Regions from separate parts of the Homo sapiens genome. Here region 1 is linked to region 2. A link is an interaction called in ENCODE POLR2A ChIA-PET data of the cell type or tissue named here. Cell type or tissue: Panc1. All regions are shown on one strand. Each heading gives the region's core, and the rest is flanking DNA. Links, peaks and the distances in the headings are about the cores only.

The links. Peaks named below come from ENCODE experiments on the same cell type or tissue, not always from the same donor. Only the 100,000 strongest peaks of a DNase experiment are listed, where the experiment ranks them.
Region 1: POLR2A ChIA-PET joins it to region 2 with 16 read pairs; 2 of 35 experiments call an interaction of 5 or more read pairs at or near these places.

Annotation. Positions count from the first base shown.
Region 1 is chr19:53,621,448-53,624,250 of GRCh38, reverse strand. It overlaps a transcript of DPRX not described here. Among named protein-coding and RNA genes, the nearest start is that of DPRX, 9.2 kb to the left of the region's middle. In Panc1, for the core only: no CTCF peak of the experiment used is centred there; no DNase peak of the experiment used is centred there; H3K27ac peaks cover 1,337 bases.
Region 2 is chr19:54,457,651-54,460,453 of GRCh38, reverse strand. LENG8 (leukocyte receptor cluster member 8) reads right to left here. Exons shown (of 16, transcript NM_052925.4): 12 at 2,606-2,707; 13 at 2,452-2,520; 14 at 2,222-2,351; 15 at 1,933-2,140. Among named protein-coding and RNA genes, the nearest start is that of LENG9, 4.7 kb to the left of the region's middle. In Panc1, for the core only: no CTCF peak of the experiment used is centred there; no DNase peak of the experiment used is centred there.

The DNA of each region.
Region 1 (2,803 bases), core at 7-2,506, 840 kb after region 2:
CTGGGCGTGGTGGCGGGCACCTGTGATCCCAGCTACTCAGGAGGCTGAGGCAGAAGGATTGCTTGAACCTGGGAGGCAGAGGTTGAAGTGAGTCGAGATTGCGCCACTGCACTCCAGCCTGGGTGACAGAGCAAGACCCTGTCTCAAAAAAAAAAAAAAAAAAAAAAAAAAGGTACAACAATCAGTGCATTAATATGAAATACACTCTTTACATCGCATATTTATTACCTTATACAGAAAGAGCTGCCATCATGGGATAACATAATGGTTATTATTTATTTATTTATTTATTTATTTTTTGAGACGGAGTTTCACTCTTGTTGCCCTGGCTGGAGTGCAATGGCGCAATCTTGGCTCACTGCAACCCCTGCCTCCTGGGTTCAAGAGGTTCTCCTCCCTCAGCCTCCTGAGTAACTGGGATTACAGGCGCCTGCCATCATGTCCAGCTAATTGTGTATTTTTAGTAGAGACGGGGTTTCACCATGTTGGCCAGGCTGGTGTCAAACTCCTGACCTCAGGTAATTCACTTACTTTGGCAAGCGTAATCCCAAAGTGTTGGGATTACAGGCGTGAGCCATTGCGCCAGGCCAGGAATGGCTTTTTGTTTTTTTTGAGATGGAGTTTCACTCTCGTTGCCCAGGTTGGAGTGCAATGGTGCAATCTCTGCTCACTGCAACCTCTGCCTCCCGGATTCAAGCGATTCTCCTTCCTCAGCCTCCCAAGTAGCTGGGATTATAGGCATGTGCCACCATGCCAGGCTAATTTTGTATTTTTAGTAGAAATAGGGTTTCTCCATGTTGGTCAGGCTGGTCTCAAACTCCCAACCTCAGGTGATCCGCCCTCCTCGGCCTCCCAAAGTGCTGGGATTACAGGCGTGAGCCACCATGCCCAGCCAGGAATGGCCTTTTATTTATTTATTTATTTATTTATTTATTTATTTTTTTGAGACAGAGTCTCACTCTGTCGCCCAGGCTGGAGTGCAGTGGCACAGTCTCAGCTCACTGCAACCTCCACCTCCTGGGTTCACGCCATTCTCCTGCCTCAGCCTTCTGAATAGCTGGGACTACAGGCGCCTGCCACCAGGCCCAGCTAATTTTTTTTGTATTTTTGGTAGATACAGGGTTCCACCATGTTAGCCAGGATGGTCTCGATCTCCTGACCTCGTGATCCGCCCGCCTCAGCCTCCCAAAGTGCTGGGATTACAGGTGTGAGCCACCGGGCTTGGCCCAGGAATGGCTTTTTAAAGGGCTCAACTAAAGTGTCAGCCCAGGTATAACATCCCATGGGTTTGGGGTGCTGTCCTCTAAGATGCAATATCTGCATATAACCAACAGTCAATATAAGGGGCTGTGACCCTAGTAGTTAGAATATACAGGTGTAGCTACCAGGGAGTGAAACAGAATTGGCATTTATCAATATCCTGTCTAGGGACCCACTTGAAGAAATTGTGCTTCTAGTCCCCAAACCTTATCTGGCGTGATGTCTTCATTTTTGAAGAGGGAACACTTTCACCAAGAAGCACAGTAAGGTTTTCTGCCTGGTGACTGTGGGCTCTTCAGGCTGATAAAGCACTGGGCAGAGAAATGAGGTAGTTGGCGGGCATGGATAATCAACCACGAGCATTATGAAGAGACTGGGTTGCTGCTGCATATTGGGCAGGAAGGTTCTTGTCTGGAACTCAGAGAATTCCCCATGCCCAGCAGGAAGTTGCACAACCACAGCCCTGTAAAAGTACAGTAACTGAGATAACACCAAGGGAGGGTAGAATCAGACTCTTAATAAGACGAGGTCTCATTATGTTACCTAGGCTGATCTTACGCTTCTGGGCTCAAGTGATCTTCCTGCCTCAGTCTCCCAAAATGCTGGGATTGTAGGCATGAACCACCACGCCCAGCCCCTCTCTCTCTCTCTCTTAACTAAATATGTGACGCTGACATTTTCCAGTGGCTCATGCCCATAAACCCCTAAATTCCTTGTTTACTGCAAGACATCAAGAAAGAACAAGTATGTCCTGCTGAAAGCATCTCACAGATAAGAATCTCTGGTTGTTTTCCTCTAATAAATACCATGAGATCTGATTAGCATGTTTACAAAGAAGTTTGACCAAGGGATGCCTCCTCAGACATCACCAGGTTGGGAGAAAGAATGGATTATAGACTAGTTAACCTTTTCCTTCCTAGCAACACCAGACTCAGATCTCTCAGAAACAAAGGCCTGAGTCACCCTAGCAGGCAAATGAGTTACAAAAAATGAAGTACTGGCCCACCATGAGGAAATGTAGACGACGTGGGGGAAACAGATGAGTATCAGTAATGGTTTGGGGCCCACATAACAATGAGGATTGTAGTTTGCTCTGGTAAACATATTGTATTGAAAATTTTAAATAGCTATAGCAGCCTACAAATGCGTGCCTAAGAATGTGCAGAAACTATTTTTTTCTAGGAAAGATTGCCTTTTGTTTTTTTTTGGAACAGAGTCTTGCTCTGTTTCCCAGGGTGGAGTGCAGTGGCGTGATCTTGACTTACTGCAACCTCTACCTCCAGGTTCAACCGATTCTCCTGCCTCAACCTCCCTAGCAGCTGGGATTACAGGTGCTGACCACCATGCCCAGCTAATTTTTTGTATTAGCGTTTCACCATGTTGGCCAGGCTGGTCTGGAACTCCTGACCTAAAGTGATCAGTCTGCCTCAGCCTCCCAAAGTGCCGGGATTATAGACGTGAGCCACCATGCCTGGCCTGTATTGAAAATTTTATATAGATCGTGGCTGGATCTTTGCTTCAAGACTTAATGACTAAATGAACT
Region 2 (2,803 bases), core at 26-2,525:
GCAGCACGTGGCAGGGGATGGGGATGGCGGGGCTGCCAGGGCCACCGTGGGGACCCAGCCCTCGCTGCCTCCCCTGCCCTGCGTTACAGTGTCTGGGAAGCCAGGCGCAGGGGTGCCAGCTAGCACTCACCACTACACACTGAAAGCAGTCACTTCCGGCTGCTGCTAAAACACACTACTGACTGAGCATCTAGCACGAGCCAGGTCCTCAGAGCTCCCTGAACCCTCTTCCACAGGGTGCAGCCCTACCCTTTCCACACACACAGGAACCCAGGCACCGAGTGAGGGGCACTAAGTCCTAGAACCCGCTTCTGCTCCAAAGCCAGAGCTTTCCTGGAAGCCCTGGGATCAGAGCCCACTCCGTCTCCCAGTCTCAGCTGGCAGGGCAGGGTCAGCCTCCTTGGGGGGAAGGTGCTGACACAATGAGGTCAATGACAGACTGGCGCCCCACCCACGAGGGGCACTCATGGCTATGTTCCCAACCAAGGCCAATTAGGTATCAATTAACAAGGACACTCGCCCAACCACACACCCCTGTGTAGCACAGAAGCTTGAGAGCCACCATTCATGGGGCCCATCATGGCAGCAGACTAAGCAGCCTCCTGCCTCCCCTTCCTTCTAACTTCCCAAGCTGGTCATGGAGCTCTGTGCACGGCACCCCACATCCTCGTCTGCTCCTGTGACTCCTACCCTGGCTCAGCCTCTCCCTGAAGTTGGCTTGACCCACACTAGATTCCAGAATGAGTCTCCAAACCTCCAGGCTGACAGTCCCTCCCTAGCTCCAAACTATGCTGTGACCATGACCTCACACGGAGGGCCACCTGGCCAGGCTCTCAAGGCCTCCATGCTGTGACCATGACCTCACGTGGAGGGCCACCTGGCCAGGCTCTCAAGGCCCCCATGCTGTGACCACAACCTCACGTGGAGGGCCACCTGGCCAGGCTCTCAAGGCCTCCATGCTGTGACCATGACCTCACGTGGAGGGCCACCTGGCCAGGCACTCAAGGCCCCCATGCTGTGACCATGACCTCACGTGGAGGGCCACCTGGCCAGGCTCTCAAGGCCTCCATGCTGTGACTATGACCTCACGTGGACAGCCACCTGGCCAGGCTCTCAAGGCCTCTTCAGTCTACCGGTCAACCTCTTCGACCAGAATTTCTCCACCTTGGCAAGACTGAGCTCTGAGGCCCAATGGCAGTGGCAGGGCAGCATCCCTGGCCTCCACTCACTAGATGCCAAGAGCATCCCCTTGCTGTGACAAGCGAAAACCTCTCTTGACATTGCCCAGCGTCGCCTGGGCACCTCAATCACCAGACAGAACCATGCGTCTAAACATGAGTCAAGCAACTCATCCCCACCCACAGCAAGCCAGGCGCAATGTCTAGTGAACGAAGGACACTGCAGGGGCATGGCCTGACCAGGGGCCTCTGGCACCGCGCCCAGTGTGGCCTCAACACAGGTGTCTCCCTAAGCGTTTCTGGTGCTCTCAAAGGAGCTGAGTGGGACTGGGCCTTGTCCTGGTAGACCAGAGGCTGTCTAGATGGTCTCTATGGTGGGAGCACAGCGACAAGCTGAGAAAGCAGAGACCTCAGGGTTCTGAGGAAGCCCAGGGCAAGGAGTGAACTAGGGGGTCCAGGCAGGAGAGAACAGGAGGAAGAGACACACAGATGGGGTGGAGAAGAGGCCCCAGAGGCAGTGAGCTGGGAACAGTGGGGAGAGGGAGAGGAGTGACCCGGAACACAGAGGTGACCAACAAGGAGAGCAAGAGGAACTGGAGAGGGGAGGGCTGAATGGAGAAAGATGATGGGGAAGCAAGGACCAGGACAAGGGTTGGGGGCTGGGGGAGGCCTGCGGCCAGGAGCTGGTCTGAGGGGCGGTGCGAGGCGGAAGGATGGGAAGAGCAAAGGCAGAAGGGAGCTTGGCACCACATACGTTTTGATCATGGCCTTGAGGGCGACCTTGCGCTCCCGATCTGCAAACTTGTCCACGAGGTAGCCAGACATGCAGGGTGCATGGCAGTAGAGCCGGAAAAAGCGGTGGTAGTTGCCCAGGGCCCAGGCTGTCCTTAATGCCAAGGCGTGGGCCACGCAAGGATCTGCCTTCAGTTCTCGTGTGAGGTATGCCAGCTCCGTGGTGATGTCTAGCACCAAGACAAAGAGGGTGAAGTCAGCAGGGCTCAACCCTGGGTACCATGGCCTCTGTCCTGGGGACTGGGCCTCACCTCCCGAGTTCTTGGTGAAGATGTAGTAGAGGATTCGGTAGGCAGTAAACTCGCCCACATTGCCAGGCAAGTTCTCGGCGTACAGCGACTTGAGCTGCGTCTGGCACTGGTTAAACTCTTCATGGTCACCCTGGAAGGCAGAGGCACCGAGGGAGGAGAGCAGAGTGAGGGTGCTGAGGGCAGAACGGCAGCAGGAAAGGGGCTGGGGAGGCCCGCAGAGGCCAGCTCACCTTCTCCAAGGCGATCCGGGCATGGGTCTCGTACACCTCCACCGTGAACTCGGTGCGGATGCCCTGCACCTGGGGCAGCGGGGCGAGAACAAGAGTCACAAGGAGCGGGAGGCAGGACTGGCTGAGGCCAGGCCCCTCCCAGCGCGAGTCTCACCGTCAGATCCTGCCGGATCGACTTCATCTGCTCGCAGGCAAACGCGTAGTCCTGCTTCTCTTTCCAGTGGCACTTGACCATGCACAGCGACTTTTTCAAAACCTGAAAAAGGGAACTGAATTCACACTCGGAGTACAACTCAGGTAGCGTGGCCAACGGCTTCCACTTATTTGGTGGGAGAGTTGCAACATTAAAAAA